Linked DNA regions of Homo sapiens: region 1 is linked to region 2. Evidence: read pairs that join two places in POLR2A ChIA-PET (ENCODE). Cell type or tissue: Caco-2. All regions are shown on one strand. Each heading gives the region's core, and the rest is flanking DNA. Links, peaks and the distances in the headings are about the cores only.

What was found. ChIA-PET counts read pairs that join two places held together with the same protein. Peaks named below come from ENCODE experiments on the same cell type or tissue, not always from the same donor. Only the 100,000 strongest peaks of a DNase experiment are listed, where the experiment ranks them.
Region 1: POLR2A ChIA-PET joins it to region 2 with 5 read pairs; 5 of 35 experiments call an interaction of 5 or more read pairs at or near these places.

The regions. Positions count from the first base shown.
Region 1 is chr15:58,882,832-58,892,305 of GRCh38, reverse strand. SLTM (SAFB like transcription modulator) reads left to right here. Exons shown (of 21, transcript NM_024755.4): 15 at 1,845-2,025; 16 at 2,752-2,876; 17 at 3,751-3,921; 18 at 4,766-5,080; 19 at 5,187-5,331; 20 at 8,520-8,680. Among named protein-coding and RNA genes, the nearest start is that of SLTM, 46 kb to the left of the region's middle. In Caco-2, for the core only: no CTCF peak of the experiment used is centred there; no DNase peak of the experiment used is centred there.
Region 2 is chr15:58,829,694-58,839,167 of GRCh38, reverse strand. It overlaps MINDY2 (MINDY lysine 48 deubiquitinase 2), which reads right to left. Exons shown (of 9, transcript NM_001040450.3): 6 at 7,252-7,394. Among named protein-coding and RNA genes, the nearest start is that of MINDY2, 63 kb to the right of the region's middle. RefSeq lists an enhancer at 4,841-5,608. In Caco-2, for the core only: no CTCF peak of the experiment used is centred there; a DNase peak (open chromatin) is centred at 5,257; H3K4me3 peaks cover 162 bases.

The DNA.
Region 1 (9,474 bases), core at 567-8,566, 54 kb before region 2:
CAAAGCAAGATGTTTCCATTTTTAGTGGCCATATCTCAACAGTTCACGAGTGTCAGTTTACTTTTGTATATCAATTTTTGGATGCCACTTAAAATAGTCTTGTGGGTGTGTTTTATAGTATATTATTTCAAATGTTAAGCTGTCTTGTCCAGGGGTTACTTATCATGGGATTTCATCCATTCATTGACGACAGCGTTAGGAACTACCAGAGATACTTTTAGCAACTTAGATTATTCTGTACAATAATTGACACACAACTTTACTAAAAGGAAGTAATCCTTGTAGCACATAGAACCCATTTTCTCTTTTTTAAGATGAAGTCCAAATGTGCCTAGCTTCCTGTGTATTTAGTTGACAACAGATTGAGAGGAGAGTGGGATTGAGGAGCAACTAGACCAGTGATTCTCAAACCCTATGTGACCAAATTCCCTTTTATATTAAAAAAAGTTGCAATGCCTTTACTCTCCTGAAATGAAATTGATGTATAACATACTTAAGCTATACTAACAATTTCAAAAAAAGAAAAAAATGTAATGGCTTAACTATAATATAAAGGAGAAATAAAAGTAATTTATAATAAAAATATGTATTCCAGATATGAAGGTTTAGGCATGACTTAATGAAGTAGTCAGATGTTTGCATCCCTATTTAGACTCACTGAGAATGGGACAGCTTCAAATACAGACTGACGTTGTATGTCATTTAATATGTTGTATTGGTTAGTAAATACCAGAAGTAGTGTTGACATTATGACATGATTTCTGAAATGGTGAGCAACTCTTGGTAAAAGTCGCAAGAAAGTATAATTTTCCTTCTATTTATATGGAGTTGCATTATTGGAAATTCTAGATTATAGAAATAATATCAAAGCAAACAGTATTTATTAAAAATGGGGTTGAGTTCTAGACTGACATATTATTTTTGCTTAAGGTGTTTGGTTGTTTTTAATGGTGTGCATGTCCGTTGTGGCATCTGAAAGGTATGAGAGGTGTTGGATGGTTCTTGTTGTGTACGACTATCCTCACTATTCCATGCATCAATAAGATACTTAGATACCTTCATCCTCATACACTAAACACTAGTATCTGCCCCATGGTCATTGTGATAATTAAAAATATCCCATTGATTTCTGTAGAAATAGTACTGACCCATTGAGAACCACTGGGTTACTAGAGAAAGACATGCTGATGACAGAAAAGGATGCTGACTACCTTACAGTAAGAAAATAACATTAAAAGTCTAATACAATAACAATTCAGTTCAGTGAACAATTGAACTACCTCTGACTCAGAAAAGCATGTTACCTGGAGCCATCTATTATAGGATAGTAAACATTCCAAAATAGCCCTTAAGGACACCATTTTGTTATATGTAGTATTTGCTATTATTGATGTTCATTGTTATGATCCCAAATCATCAAAGTATGTACTTGTTTAAGGAGATACAATAGAATATATAATAGGGATTAGAGCTTTTTCCATCAAAAACAAGTGTTGGAAGTTGTAGTTTTGTAAATTTACATATGCAGATTACATCCTTCTAAAATGTCAATTAATTAATGGACTATTATAGTAATTTTTATTTAAACAGGAATCATCTAAGAGGCAACTACTCTATATTATAAAATTTAGCTGCTCAGTTGACAGTCTTATTTATAGATAAGTGAAAATATTGGGATCTGTTTAAAGTTTTACTTTGAATTCTCTTTCCAATTACATTAAAACTACTTAGATTGAGTTGAAATTTAAAATTGCCAACCTCAAGGAAAAATTCAAATTCAAAGCTATTCTCTTTCACACAGTGCTAGCATAATTTAAGTATTTCTAAATACTGATTTTTGGTAGACGAAGAGAGATTGCAGAGAGAGAGCGTCGAGAGCGAGAACGCATTAGAATAATTCGTGAACGGGAAGAACGGGAACGCTTACAGAGAGAGAGAGAGCGCCTAGAAATTGAAAGGCAAAAACTAGAGAGAGAGAGAATGGAACGCGAACGCTTGGAAAGGGAACGCATTCGTATTGAACAGGTGCAGTCAGAAAATCTTTTCATCTTAAATAACTCACCTTTTTCAGACTCTGTGATTTTAGCCCTAAAACTTGCTTTACTTGTTGTAAAGCGTCTATAGAATGAGTTTAGCTAAGGAGCTTTTAAGTGTCCCTGAAAGATAACAGTGAATTAGGTACTAGTTAAAAATAGAATTAGTAGTGACTTTGTTCTAGATAACTGGTAATAATTCTAGCTCTGCAATATCATGGCAGCCTAATAGTCTGAGCATAGGACTATGAGTCCAGAGTAGTTGTAATCCAGGCTCTGTCACTATCCCAGTCTTAGAAAATAATAACGATTTCCTTACATATTATAGTGGGAATGATTTCCCAAGGCTGGAAGGAAATAATGCCTCTCTTTGCAGAATTGCACCTCAGGGTTTTAAGGCACTTAGTCTCCATGCATATTAAGAATGCTATTTCTAATTCCCTTTAGGTGCTTTTGTTTTAGTCGAATGATTAAACTAAACTTGACCTTCCCAAATACTTGCCAACTTTTACCACCCAGTCCTTGTTATTTTTAATGTTGCAGAACAATAGCTACAGCCTAGATTATTGAAATCAAATTTAGGTGTCATAGGTTTGTGTTTTGCCTGGTCTTTGCTTATGATGGTTTCTTAGCAACAGGATTAAAACAAGGTTGCATGTATACTTATCTTATGTTTTCATTTTGCCTTGGTTGGTTCTTCATTCTGTGTTGTCTGAAGGAACGTCGTAAGGAAGCTGAACGGATTGCTCGAGAAAGAGAGGAACTCAGAAGGCAACAACAGCAGCTTCGTTATGAACAAGAAAAAAGGAATTCCTTGAAACGCCCACGTGATGTAGATCATAGGTAGTTACTCATTTTATTCCTTAACAGTTAACCTTGCTGTTTTATTCCCTTTAGGCTAAGACTAGAGAATTAGAAAGTACAGGCTCCCATCACTGGAATAAAAGTCATGATCAACAGGGATGGGAAGGATTACAGTACTGGGGTAGACCCAGTGCACTAGCAAGTGGGAACAGTCTGTGTTTCTTTCCCTGTCTACCTTTCTGATGCCAAATGTTTTTCATTATGACTGGAAATACATTGTCATAGTAGGCTTCAATAATAATTAAACAGATTTTGAACATTCTTAAAAAGGTAGTGCAGGTAGTATAGAAATGGAAGTCATAAACTTGAGATTGAAAGATAGATTCTATTGTGTGTTTGGATTCATACTTCATATAGATTTAAAAACATAAGTATGCCCATTTAATCTTCTTAACATAAATTCTATGAAACTGAGTTGATTGTGTAGAGAAATAGGTGGAATGAATGAACTGTGCTTCTGACTTACCACTCTAACGTTTCCAAAGTTAAGGATAACTGAAGAGGTTGTGTGAACTGGTTAGAATTTTATTATAAAGTGGTTTCAGGTATTTTATTTGTCTTTTCCATTTAATGGTATCATTTCTCCTGAATGCTAAATGTCTTTTCCATTTAATGGAAAAGACAGGCAGTTTTTCAACTATTTTCTCTCCTGTTAAATTCCTCTCACACTATTTGACTTTATGTAATTCAACAATTAAGTCTTTGCTAGTTTGTACTCCTGATGTGTTATGTCTTGAGTTTACTAGCCCTGTTATGTCCACAGTTCTAACATGTGGTATGTATGACTCCAAGTAAATGTCGTTTGATTACTGTAGAACTAATTTATGTAAATAAGCAAATATTTCTCTTCAAGGCGAGATGATCCTTACTGGAGCGAGAATAAAAAGTTGTCTCTAGATACAGATGCACGATTTGGCCATGGATCCGACTACTCTCGCCAACAGAACAGATTTAATGACTTTGATCACCGAGAGAGGGGCAGGTTTCCTGAGAGTTCAGCAGTACAGTCTTCATCTTTTGAAAGGTAGATATGTTGAAAATTGTTATATTTATTTTATGAGCCTTGCTAGTGATAACTCTGTTTCTCCTAAAATCTTAACTGGAAGTACCAGGTCAGAACTGAATGCTCAGAACAATTTACGTGGTTTTTGTTTCTGTTAATGGGAATGTGATTCAGTATTCCAAATTAATTAACTAGAACACCATTAAGCAGGTTGGCTTTATCTTCTTATCTTTATTCTATTTTAATTTTTTTTGAGACAGGGTCTCATTCTGATTCCCAGGCTAGAACGCAGTGGTGCAATCTTGGCATACTGTACCTCTGCCTCGTGGGTTCAAACGATTCTTGTGCCTCAGCCACCCAAGTAGCTGAGATTATAGACATGCACCACCACCATGCCCGGCTAATTTTTGTATTTGTAGTAGAGACGGGGTTTTGCCATGTTGGCCAGGCTGGTCTAGCACTTCTGACCTGAAGTGATCCACCCACCTCAGCCTTCCAAAGTGCTGAGATTACAGGCCTGAGCCACCACTCCCCGCCTCTTCTTATCTTTAAAACTGTGGAAGCACTGATTGCTTTGGATATGCCTCAACTGTTAAGAACAGTAAAACATTCTTCAGCTTGGTAGTGACTTTTGAGTGTTCGGTATCATTTCTCCTGAATGCTAAAAAACCAACCTTTAGGCTAGACACTTAGTTCAGTTTAAAAGAAAATGAGTTGTAATAATCAATAACTAGCTTTTTTCCATGGCTTTGCCTTAAGTTCATTTTTTGGTTTCATTATTGTAGGTTATGCAGACAAAGTTAAGAAGAATTAAGCACTCAAGTAAGCACTTCTTGGACCTATATTCTTTGTTTCTAATCAATAGGCGGGATCGCTTTGTTGGTCAAAGTGAGGGGAAAAAAGCACGACCTACTGCACGAAGGGAAGATCCAAGCTTCGAAAGATATCCCAAAAATTTCAGTGACTCCAGAAGAAATGAGCCTCCACCACCAAGAAATGAACTTAGAGAATCAGACAGGCGAGAAGTACGAGGGGAGCGAGACGAAAGGAGAACGGTGATTATTCATGACAGGCCTGATATCACTCATCCTAGACATCCTCGAGAGGCAGGGCCCAATCCTTCCAGACCCACCAGCTGGAAAAGTGAAGGAAGCATGTCCACTGACAAACGGGAAACAAGGTAGCTGTGTACTATGTAATGCTTTCCTAGTGGTCTCATGCATTGGGGTTAAAAAAAGTTAAGATTACAGTTTTGATCATGTATGTTTTTATGTTTTGTTTAACAGAGTTGAAAGGCCAGAACGATCTGGGAGAGAAGTATCAGGGCACAGTGTGAGAGGCGCTCCCCCTGGGAATCGTAGCAGCGCTTCGGGGTACGGGAGCAGAGAGGGAGACAGAGGAGTCATCACAGACCGAGGAGGTGGATCACAGGTAAGTGCTGCGGGAGGCTTGCCGCGAGCCTGCACACATACATTTAGAGGATTCATGAGCTACTCTGGATATACAGTAGCATTTTGATGTGGCTTAGATTAGCTAGATTGGAATGATTCAGAGGCATTAATTTTTTATTTAAATTTTTAAAATCTGAATTTTTCTCATACTTTACTGTCAGTAGTTGACCATCAGTAGTCCAAAGAGTTAAGGTACTAGCCTTGAAATACTCCATTTCGATTAAACTTCCCAGTGAAATTTAAGAATTGTTAATTTGGTAAGTGAGCCTATCTAATGATAACTTTGGTTTTATTTCTTTTTAAGAAATTGAGGCTTTCAAACTGCATCTGAAATCTTTGGCCCCTACTTGTGTTTCCTTTTCAATAAAATATTCTTGGCCGGGCATGGTGGCTCATGCCAACACTTTGGGAGGTAATCCCAACACTGTGGGAGGCCGAGGTGGGCAGATCGCCTGAGCTCAGGAATTTCAGACTAGCCTGGGCAACATGGTGAAACCCCATCTCTACTAAAAATACAAAAATTAGCCGGGCGTGGTGGTGGGCGCCTGTAATCCCAGCTACTCTGGAGGCTGAAGCAGGAGAATCACTTGAGCCCAAGAGTTGGAGGTTGCAGTGAGCCAAGATGGTGCCACTGCACTCCAGCCTGGGCTACAGAGCCAGACCCTGTCTGGAAAAAAAAAAAAAAAATACACACACACACACACACACACACACACACACACACACACACACACACTCTTCTTTTTCTCCTGCTTCATTTAAGTAGCTTAAAGTGTAAAATTGAAATAGAACTTTTGTCTATTTTTTGTCTTCTTATCCTAAAGGTAGATGAGTGTAATGTTACATATTTTTAAATTTTTACTCTTGTGACACTTTATTGACTTGAATATTTTGTAAGTTAATGAGCTGGACAGAGGAAAGTGTCTTTATCTTTTAGAGACCGAAATGAACAAAAACCTTTTGCCTCATTTAAAAGTATTCTTCTACTGATGAAATACTGGCGTGTGGGTTGATAGTAGCACAGTTAGGACATACTTTCATAAATTATATACCAAAAAGAATTGTGCAGTGTGTGTGTCTCCATTATATGCTGGTGTTTGTTTTGTATTTTAATACAGTGTGTGTGTGTGTGTTGTTGTTTTTTTTGTTTTGTTTTGTTTGTTTGTTTTTTGAGATGGAGTCTTACTCTGTCAAACAGGCTGACATGCCGTGGTGCGATCTCGGCTCACGGCAACCTCCGCCTCCCAGGTTCAAGCGATTTTCCTTCCTCAGCCTCCCGATTAGCTGGGACTACAGATGTGCGCCACCACGCCTGGCTAATTTTTGTATTTTTAGTAGAGGCGGGGTTTCACCATGTTGGTCAGGCTGGTTTCAAACTTCCGACCATCCACCTCTGTCTCCCAAAGTGCTGGAATTACAAGCATGAACCATGACGCCCACCTCCTAAAAAGAATTTTTAAGACTGAGTCTATAATCCAAATAAGTCTGCCTTGTTTATAGTAAAATTTAAGTATCAAAGACTAGCCCTCCGCATTCAGAGGTCCTTTTAGAAAATGTGTCCTGAGGAGGAGATCTTGTATCCTCCCTTGAAAATTTTCTTTTTCATAATGTTAGTCTGTAAATTGTTCTGCCAGTATTATATCTAAGCCTCTCTGTGGGTACCTTCTGCTTTCTTTCCTGTAAGCTAAGTATCACAATGCTTGCTTTCTCTTTCCATAGATCTCTAGTTCTACAGTTTCTGTTTCTTTGTGTTTGCTACTCTGTTTTCCATAGTTATGGATGTAGCACCTTGTAAGTGCCATAGCACTAAGTAGTACAATGTAAAATAAGTTCACAACTCCTGTTTGCTGTGCTGTCTGCATGTTGTCCTGATAGGCTGATCATAGGCCCTGCCGTGCCTTGTCTTAAGGTTTTGATCTCTGGCTGTGCCTTCTTACAGTCAATATAAGATCCAAGTATTTGAAATAATCAAGGGTCAAAAAGCCCTTGGGTGCTAGAAAATACAGAAATACAAATTAATGGCCAGGCCTGGTGGCTCGTGGCTGTAAACCTAGCACTTTTGGAGGCCAAGGCGGGAGGATTACTTGAGGCCAAGGGTTCGAGACGAGCTTGGACAATATAGTGAGACCCCCATCTCCATAGGAAAATTAAAATTAAAGATGGGCATGGTGGTGTGCACCCTGTAGTCCCAGCTAGGCAGGAGGCTGAAGCAGGAGAATTGCTTGAGCCCCAGGAGTTCAAAGTTGCAGTGAGTTACGGTAGCAACACTGTACTCCAACCTGGGCAACAGTGTGATCATGTCTCCAAAAAAAAAAATTATTTTTTAAAAAAAGGAATTGGCCAGGTGTGGTGGCTCACACCTGTAATCCCAGCACTTTGGGAGGCCTAGGCGGGCGGATCATGAAGTCAAGAGATCAAGACCATCCTGGCCAACATGGTGAAACCCCGTCTCCACTAAAAATACAAAAATTAGCTGGGCGTGCTGGTGCATACCTGTAGTCCCAGCTACTTGGGAGGCCGAGGCAGGAGAATCGCTTGAATCCGGGGGGCGGAGGTTGCAGTGAGCCGAGATCGCGCCACTGCATTCCAGCCTGGCAACAGAGCGAGACTCTGTCTCAAAAAACAAAACAACAACAACAAAAGTATTAAATCATTTCCTCCATACCCTTCCCTGAGACCTGAGTAGCTTCTCACTACAAAATAGATATAAACTCTTTTCATATGCTGCTGCACTACTCATCCTTTTATCTTCTCAGACATCTTATTAATTTGCTTCTGACATTAAAAGCACACCAATATAAGTTGGTATGAGACCAAGACTGAGGGTATTGTGACTTCTCCTTTTTTTTTTTTTTGAGATGGGGTTTCACTCTTGTTGCCCAAGCTGGAGTGCAATGGCGCAATCTCAGCTCACTGCAACCTCTGCCTCCCGGGTTCAAGTGATTCTCCTGCCCCAGCCTCCTGAGTAGCTGGGATTATAGGTGTGGGGTACCATGCCTGACTAATTTTTTGTATTTTTAGTAGAAACGGGGTTGCACCATGTTAGCCAGGCTGGTCTCGAACTCCTGACCTCAGGTGATCCGCCTGCCTCAGCCTCCCAAAGTGCTGAGATTATAGGTATGAGCCACTGCGCCCGGCCAAGTGACTTTTCATATGCTATTCTTTTAGCACTATCCTGAGGAGCGACATGTGGTTGAACGCCATGGACGGGACACAAGCGGACCAAGGAAAGAGTGGCATGGTCCACCCTCTCAAGGGCCTAGCTATCATGATACGAGGCGAATGGGTGACGGCCGGGCAGGAGCAGGCATGATAACCCAACATTCAAGGTAAATAACTAACCAGTTTTTCTGCCAGCACACAACCAACACTTTATCCTTTCCATAAAAGTCATTATAGTTTCTGAGAGACTGAATTGCAACTACTGAAAACCCTAGATCTGCCTGAACATTTCCCTGTATCAACCCGTAGTCTCCAAAAGAGTGTTTGCAGAACAGCTGATATTAATGTGTTAGTTTGTATTCTTCCTTTTAAATGAATTCAGTGACGTTCTGGCAAGTTGATATAGATATGGGTATGTACGTATGGCAGGATCCAGTAAACAATGAATTCTTTTGTTTTGTTTTGTTTTTTGTTTTTTGAGATGGAGTCTCACTCTGTCGCCCATGCTGGACTGCAGTGGCGAGGTCTTGGCTCACTGCAACCTCCGCCTCCTGGGTTCAAGCAATTCTCTCATCTCAGCCTCCCAAGTAGCTGGGATTACAGGCATGTGCCACCATGCCCAGCTAATTTTTATATTTTTAGTAGAGACAGGGTTTCACCATGTTGCCCAGGCAGGTCTCGAACTCCTGACCTCAGGGGATCCGCCTGCCTTGGCCTCCCAAAGTGCTGAGATTACAGGCGGGAGCCACTGCACTCAGTCTAGATAATGAATCTTAACCTCACATTGGAACCATCATCTTGTTCTCTACCTAGCATTCCTCAAATTCTTAGGAAGAAAATACTGAAAGTGTGTTCTGTTTCCTCCCTTTTAAAATAACTCTTGGGAAGGCTTTTAGACATTTAACACAAAATCTCTTCATACGTTAAGAGGCGAGCTTTACTTTCTCTTCACACTGAGGTC
Region 2 (9,474 bases), core at 1,027-9,026:
AATTCCAAAAGACTCTGGATGACAAAAGATTTTAACGCACACTCAAAAAAAAATTAAATAAATAAATAAATATTTAAAAAAACTTTTCATATATAGGGTTTAGTAAATTCCTATAGAAATTGGTACAACCAGTAAAGAAACTGGAGGTGACCCTTCCTAGGTAATCATTTTTGTCCTGCCATCATGGACTTTCCCCTGTTGGCCTAGGTCTTGAGATGATAATGATATAATATAATCATGAATACTTAGAAGCATAAAGATCCTCTGAAAAGTCGTAATAAAAATTAGGCCGGGCTCAGTGGCTCACACCTGTAATCTCAGTTCTTTGGGAGGTCAAGGTGGGCAGATCACTTGATGTCAGGGATTTGAGACCAGTCTGGACAACATGGTGCAACCAATCTCTACTAAAAAAAATAAGCCAGGAGTGGTGGTACCCGCCTGTAATCCCAACTACTTGGGAGGCTGAGGCAGGACAATCGCTTGAACCTGAGAGGTGGAGGTTGTGGTGAGCTGAGATTGTGCCACCGCACTCCAGTCTGGGCAACAGAGTGAGACTCCATCTCAAAAAAAAAAAAAAAAAAAAAATCCCTAAAAAGTAGCCCCACTAACAAAATAATAGAAGTATAGATATTTATGTCTGATTGCCTGTTTATTACAGACTGGCAATTTATTATTATAAGCCCCTAGTTGTAAACACCACTGAAGTGGAAAAGTATTCTATCTAGATGTTAAATTTTGTTTGCTGAAAGTATATCTTTTTTGTTTTTTTTGAGATGGAGTCTCGCTCTGTCACCCAGGCTGGAGTGCAGTGGCATGATCTTGGCTCACTACAACCTCCGCCTCCTGGATTCAAGCGATTCTCCTGTCTCAGCCTTCTGAGTAGCTGGCATTACGGGCACACACCACCATGCCCAGCTAGTTTTTGTATTTTTAGTAGAGATGGGGTTTCACCATGTTGGCCAGGCTGGTCTCGAACTCCTGACCTTAAGTGATCCACCTGCCTTGGCCTCCTAAAGTGCTGGGATTACAGGCGTGAACCACCACACCACACCTGGCCTGAAAGTATATCTTGAATTCTGTGGGATGAAATGTATTTATGCGATAGATGTTCCAAAGAGAAAGAGTTCACAGGAGTAGAAAGATGGAAAACACTGTGACGATTAAATATAATTTTTCCTTTTTTTTTTTTTTTTTTTTTTGAAAGAAGGTCTTACTCTGTCATCCAGGTTGGAGTGCAGTGGCATGATCACAGTTAACTGTAGCTTCGATCTCCTGGACTCAAATTATCCTCCCATCTCAGCCTCCCAAAGAGCTGGGACTATGGGCACACACCACCATGCCTGGCTAATTTTTTTAAAGTTTTTTGTACAGACAAGGTCTTACTTCATTGTCCATGCTGGTCTCTAACTACTGGGCTCAAGTGATCTTCCCACCTCTGCCTCTCAAAGTACTGCAATTACATGTGTAAGCCTGGCTGGTCATTAAATATGAATGCATAAGATGTCCCTCAAAATCAGGGTTTCTCAAAAGTGAAATGCTAGAAGGCAGTAGGAAGATATGGAAGATGTAATGTAGATTTAAAAATAGCCATAGTTTGTTTAAAAAAGGTTTCCTTTTTTTTTTTTTTTGGTGCCATCATGGCTCACTGTAGCCTCACCCTCCTGGGCTCAGGGCTCAAGTGATCCTCCCACCTCAGCCACCCTAGTAACTGGGACTATAGGTGCGTACCACCACACTGGCTAACTTTCAAAATTATTTGTTGAGATGGGGTCTTCCTATGTTGTCCAGGCTGGCTTTGAACTCTGGGCCTCAAGCGACTGTCCAGCCTTGGCCTCCCAAAGTGCTAGGATTACACACATGAGCCACCATGCCCAGCCTCTATTTTTAAAAATTATTATTTGTGTCCTTATTAAATCACACATTCTCTGGGGCTCAAGTTTATAAAGTGCTACAAACAACTCAGGAATTAGTAGGAGAGAATAATAATCTTAATGATGAACAGCCTTAATAGAACAAAGGCACAATCCTCTCTCTGCCTTATTCCCTTATTAAGCAAATGGACACCATGCTGGAAGAACCCCTTCCCTAAATTTTATTTAGCATTCATTTAGTATTTTAAAAGTATTCCTTTAGGGGTTCTATTCTACACCAACAGCCAAAGTGTTATAGATTCTGTTGTAAATCAGGTAATCTGTCACTGGGTCAGTGAAGAAGACGTGCTTTTGACCCTTATAAAGAATGCACTCATGTCTGGGTGTAGTGGTTCACACCTGTAATCCCAACACTCTGGGAGGTTGAGTTGGGCAGACTGCTTGAGCCCAGGAGCTCAAGACCAATTTGGGCAACACAGGGATATCCTGTCTCTAAAAAAAAAATTTTAAATTGGCCAGGTGTGATCGTGTACACCTGTAGTCCCAGTTGCTTGGGAGGCTGAGCCATGAGGATCGCTTGAACCCAGGAGGCAGAGGTTGCAGTGATCTGAGATTGCAGCAGCGCACTCAAGCCTGGGTGACAGAGCAAGACCCTGTTTCAGGGAAAAAAATAAAAAATAAAAAAAGCACTCACTGGGTACTCTGTCAGAAGTAAAGCAGTGTCTTATCTAAAGACTCAGGATTGGAAAGCTGGTACAATAGGAATATAGGAAATAGAACCAAGAATTGTAATGGGGCATAAATAATCATCCAAATGCCCATAGGATCCCTGAAGAACACAAGATTTGGATCATATCAAAATGGAGTTACTCTATCAAATGCAATGCATGGTCTTTGATTAGATCCTGGTTTGAACAAACCATCCATAGAACTATTCTGGGGACAAGTGGCAAATTTGAATATGGACTAGATTATTAGATACTGAGAATGATAGTAGCCACTGCACTCCATCCTGGGTGATGGAGTGAGACCCCACCCTGTCTCAAAAAAAAAAAAAAAGAATTATAGTTAATTTTGAGATGCAATAGGCCGGGTGCGGTCGCTCACGCCTGTAATCCCAGCACTTTGGGAGGCCGAGGCAGGCAGATCACGAGATCAGGAGATTGAGACCATCCTGGCTAACACAGCGAAACCCTGTCTCTACTAAAAATACAAAAAAATTAGCTGGGTGTGGTGGCGGGCGCCTGTAGTCCCAGCTACTCTGGAGGCTGAGGCAGGAGAATGGCATGAACCCGGGAGGCGGAGCTTGCAGCGAGCCGAGATTGTGCCATTGCACTCCAGCCTGGGTGACAGCAAGACCCCATCTCAAAAACAAAACAAAACAAAACAAAACAAAAAACCCAAGACTTTACAAGATCTAGTGCCTGGCTATCTATTTGGCCTTTCTTCATTCCTTTTACTTGCTATGTTTCAGGGACACTGACTTTCTTTTAATTCCTCAGGAGTCAAGCTGTTTCCTTCCTCAGGGCCTTTGCATACATGTTCTATCTGCTAAGTTAACTCTTTTTTGGCCAACTGATTAAACTAGAAGATTCACTTTTTAGGTATCATTTTATTTTTATTTAATGAATTAATTAATTACTGAGACAGAGTTTCGCTCTTGTCGCTTAGGCTGGAGTGCAATGGCACATTCTCAGTTCACTGCAACCTCCACCTCCCAGGTTCTGGCGATTCTCCTGCCTCAGCCTCCCAAGTAGCTGGAATTACAGGCACCCACCACCATGCCCAGCTAATTTTTGTATTTTTAGTAAAGACGGGGTTTCACCATGTTGGCCAGGCTGGTCTCAAACTCCTGACCTCAAGTGATTCACCCGCCTCGGCCTCCTAAAGTGCTGGGATTACAGGCGTGAGACACCGCACCCAGCCTCAGGTATCATTTTAAATGTGACCTTCTTAAATAAATCTTTCCTGACAATCCCTAAGTTATAAGTCCCAATAAAAGCAACTAACTTATAAATCCTGATAAAAACACTCACAGCTTGTGATATGTATCCTTAACAAACTGTATCTCAATAGAAATAAATTAATAATTATTTGTGTAATTATTTAATATCTGCCCCTTGTCAAACTACGAGGTCCTTAATAGGCAAAAACCATAGCTTCCTTGCTCATGGCTGTATTCCTACTACTAGTGAGCACCCAGACATGATACATGCTCAATAAATATTTGTTAAATAAATGAATAAATCCTAGACTTGAGAGGTCAGGTTAAGTAAGAAATAAAATGATTTAGCAGTATTCACCATGTATCAATAAATCTGATCCTTATGTCCTTTGGCCTTAGATTTCTGAGGAGTATGGATGACTCTGGGCCCACATCTGACATACATCTAGCTAAAATGTTGAAGTTATACAAATGAGCTGTTGCTATAACTAAGATAGGAATGGGAGAGCAACGGCTTTAAGGGTATTCTTACATAAGCAAACAAGTCATTATTTTATACTACTTTGTGTAATTCATTGACTAAAGTGTTGAAGAAAATATGAAGATGTAATTCACGACTTTAATAAGCCACTTTCATTTAGAAAAAAATGACATATTTACATGGAAAGAAAACTGGTAATTAGGTATTAACCAATAAGGGCTAAAAAAAGATGATGTAGCCAATAACAGCTAGATGATGGTTAGAGAATTGTACTCTGCCTTAGCTGCACATTAAAATAACCTGAAAAGCACTCAAAATTAATGATGCTCAGATCCCACCTCCGGAGATTCTCATTTAATGGAGTTGGTGGTAGGTTCTGAGGATTGGCAGTTTTAAAAAAGCCTCCCATACAGTTTTAGCATACAATTTGGGTTGAGAACCACTGGTTTGAGGAGAGTAGAAGTAGCTTTACTAAAGAGTTAGTATTTAAAAGCTTCTTAAAGGATGGGTAAAATTGGGACAGGCAAAAAGGAATGAGAAGACCTTTCCAAACAGGGATTAAGGAGTGAGATATTGTGGGGAAAAGAGAGAGAGATCAGATTGTTACTGTGTCTGTGCAGAAAGTAGACATAGGAGACTCCCATTTTGTTCTGTATTAAGAAAAATTCTTCTGCCTTGAGATGCTGTTAATCTGTAACCCTACCCCCAACCCTGTGCTCCCTGAAACGTGTGCTGTGTCAACTAAGGGTTAAATGGATTAAGGGCTGTGCAGGGTGTGCTTTGTTAAACAAATGCTTGAAGGCAGCATGCTAGTTAAGAGTCATCACCACTCCCTAATCTCAAGTACCCAGAGACACAAAACACTGCGGAAGGCTGCAGGGACCTCTGCCTAGGAAAGCCAGGTATTGTCCAAAGTTTCTCCCCATGTGATAGTCTGAAATATGGCCTCGTGGGAAGGGAAAGACCTGACCGTCCGGCAGCCCGACACCCATAAAGGGTCTGTGCTGAGGAAGATTAGTAAAAGAGGAAGGAACGCCTCTTTGCAGTTGAGATAAGAGGAAGGCTTCTGTCTCCTGCTTGTCCCTGAGCAATGGAATGTCTTGGTGTAAAGCCCGATTGTATACTCCATCTACTGAGACAGGGGAAAACCGCCTTAGGGCTGAAGATGGGACATGCTGGCAGCAATACTGCTCCTTAAGGCATTGCGATGTTTATGTATATGCACATCAACAGCACAGCACTTTTTTCTTTACCTTGTTTATGATGCAGAGACATTTGTTCACGTGTTTACCTTCTGACCTTCTCTGCACTATTATCCTATTATCCTGCCACACCCAATAATGATCAATAAATACTAAGGGAACTCAGAGGCCGGTGCCGGCGTGGATCCTCCGCATGCTGAACGCTGGTCCCCTGGGCCCCCTTTTTTCTTTCTCTATACTTTGTCTCTGTGTCTCTGTCTTTTCCAAGTCTCTTGTTCCACCTAATGAGAAACACCCACAGGTGTGGAGGGGCAACCCACTCCTTCAAGATATGGCAGTAAAGTGCAGAAATTAGAAGGTATAGTGTGTGTATGGGATGGAGAGTTATCAGTGAATAGACACCATTTTGGCTGAAGTAAAGTGTTGGCAAATAGAACATATCTTGTATTTTTATCCCCACGCATGAAGTGCTACTGAACATTTTCGGTATATTACTGATGGGATCAGAACAGTATTCTACTGTACTACTGAAGAAATCTATGTATAAGTTGACAAACTTCTGAACTAAGTGACAGCTGTAACAACAAAAAGAATGGCTATAAGAGATAAAAAGAGTAAAACAGTAAATGTTTTTGACAGAGCCATAAATGGCACTACAGGAAGAATTTAAAGCCACACATTATTAAAGAATTTAATGTTTGGTCACATTAAAGTCATTAAAGTTTAATAATAGCAAACAGTATCATAAAGGCAAATCATCTAAATAAATAAATAAATTTATTTCTTCTAAATTCCTTTAGCACTGAAATATAAACTTCCATGATTAGATGTCATCCTAGTTCTGGCCGCACACGGTGGCTCAAGCCTGTAATCCCAGCACTTTGGGAGGCTGAGGCGGGCTATCATCTGAGGTCGGGAGTTTGAGACCAGCCTGACCAACATGGAGAAACCCTGTCTCTACTAAAAACACAAAATTAGCCAGGTGTGGTGGCGCATACCTATAATCCCAGCTACTCGGGAGGCTGAGGCAGTAGAATTGCTTGAACCTGAGGCGGAGGTTGCGGTGAACTGAAATCACGCCATTGTACTCCAGCCTGGGCAACAAGAGTGAAACTCTGTCTCAAGAAAGAAAAAAAAAAAAGTCTGGGCATGGTGGCTCACGCCTGTAATCCCAGCACTTTGGGAGGCTGAGGCGGGCGATCACCTGAGGTCAGGAGTTTGACACCAGCCTGACCAACATGGAGAAACCCCATCTCTCCTAAAAATACACAAAAATTAGCCAGGCATGGTGGTGCATGCCTGTAATCCCAGCTACTCGGGAAGCTGAGGTAGGAGAAGCGCCTGAACCTGGGAGGCAGAGGTTGCAGTGAGCCGAGATCACGCCATTGCACTCCAGCCTGGGCAACAAGAGCGAAATTCCATTTCAAAAAAAAAAAAAAAGAAGTCATCCTAGTTCTATCTCTAGGGTTTATCTTTTTTTTCTCTCAGAAAGAAAATAATAAAATACTTCTTACTGCAAAGATCTGTGAAAAAGAAGTTGAGAATTAAAAAACAAAAAGTGATTTGAGGTAATGCTTCAATTGTTAATCCATCCCATCCTTAAGAAGTACTGTATTTAATAATTACCTTCATAATTTGATGGTTAAGAAATATTACGCTAAAATCTTTTATTTATAAGCAGATCAAAAGACAACTCTAAATCAAGCTCCTTTGATTTAGAATCACGATTAAATAGCTATTTCTATATCATACCTTGTATTTGGTCATGGTGCTAAAATGATTATTCCGAAAGAACACACAAAGTTCTCCTTCCTGAACCGTTGAAGTTAGTTCACATAATCCATGGTATGTCAGTTGAGTGGCTGTGTTATTTAGAAACTGCTCAGCTACAAAGCCTATAGAACCAATGCATAACATTAGATAGAAGAATAATTTCAAAATCAAAAAGTTATTCTTTTTCTATTTAAAGTGTGTTCCAAGTATGGAAAAAGGCCAATAATTATAATACTTTCCCTACTACTTTATGATGGCTCCAAACTGGACATTTGTGTTTTTAATTTTGCAATGAAATATGTGTATACAGACATTCCTATCCTAAATAGTTATGTGAAATTCTTTTTTATAAACAAATGCATTTACTTATACTTCACCTACTATTACAAAGGATTTCATGCAGGTTGCAGTAAAAAAGCAGACACAATAAAACTAAAAGCCATGAAAGCAAGTAAAAAGACAGGTGTCAGGCAATTTTAAAAATGGGTGGGAAAGAAAAATGTCAGTCAACAGCTACCTCCCAATAGCAAGGTGTTTTCAAATTAAAAGTAGCCCTAATAAATTGAGTAGCTTAAGATTTCACAAAAATCCTAGATAATTCTTAAGTTGTAAACTTCTCAATTCTTGCTTTAAAACTAAAAGTAGGCATAAGGCTGAACAGAAAGCCGTGGGATAAATGATGCCATTTTTAATGGTTTTTTATGCCATTTTTATGCTAATCTCCTCCAACATATGCCACTCATGTAGATGTATCAAGTTCGGAAATAGATATTATGGCTTTTGTTTTTGAAATACAATAAAATATACAGAAGTGATCCGGGGTATAATTTAAAACATATATATATATATATATACACACACACACACACACACACACACAACTGATCTTCATATACACAATCGATCCTCATTGCAAGTTCATATCTACAAGTTCATCTAACTGGCTAAAATTTATTTAGATCCCCCAAATCAATACTTGCAGCATTTTCATGCTTGTTTGTGGACATGTGAAGACTGGTGAAAATTCTGAGTGGCCCAATGTGCACATTCCCAGCTGAGGTCAAACAAGGCAACATTCTGCCTTCTTGCTTCAGCTCTCTCGCATACTGTAAACAAGTGTCCCTTTCATGGTCTATTTAGTGCCATGTTTTTCACATTTTTATGCTTTCTGTTGGTGATTTTGCTGTTTCAAACAGCATCCAAGCATAATGCCAAAGTGCTGGCTAGCATTCAGTAGACAAAGGCTGTGATGTGCCTTATAGAGAAAATACATGTGCTAGATAGGTTTCGTTCAGGCATGAGTTATACAGGTTGAGTATCACTTATCTAAAATGCTTGAGATCAGAAGGGTTTTGGGTGTGGATTCTTTTGGATTTTGGAATGTCTGCATTATACTGATCAGCTGAGCATCCCTAATCTGAAAATGAGAAATCTGAAATCCTCCAATGAGCATTTCCTGTGAGCGTCATGTTGGTGTTTAGATTTTGGAGCATTTTGGATTTTGGATTTTCAGATTAGGGATATTCTATCTGTAGTGCTGTTGGCTGTGAGTTTAACGCTAGTGAATCAACAGTATATATTAAATAAGGTGTGTTTAACAGAAACACACATAAAACAAGTTTATGTACTGATCAGCTGATGAAAATGTTACCAAATGCTCCTTAAAAACTCACTCATATTTATCCTAGGGACAGTGGTTCAGCATTCACTAATTCAGTGTTCACAGTAACTTTATAGAACATAGCTACCATGAATAATGAGAATCAACTGTATACATATTTTTTAAACTTGTATTTCTCTTCTTCTTTCCCTCCTTCCTTTTGGAGTAAGTAGAGATGTCTCGGAAGCAATGGGGGAGGAGGGAAGGGAATGCCCTAAAAAGTTTCATAAGTGATCTGAGAGATATAGATACAGGGACTAAAGATAAATCTGTGGTATGAAACTAACACTTCAACAATAAATTGAAAAGAAAACTTGGTAGTGCCAGAAGCAGATAACATAGGTTTATTCCACTCCCTCGACATCCCTTAGTGTCAAACCATAGTACTTCAAGCTACAAAGTGGTTGTAAAAACTTACCACACTATAATTATCACACTATTGCAAGGACTTTGTTATGATAGAAGTACAAAAACTATAAAGAGGTCTACAGCCAAAAGAAATTCATTGAATACTTGCAACTTCTTGGGTATGCCTGTGCTGA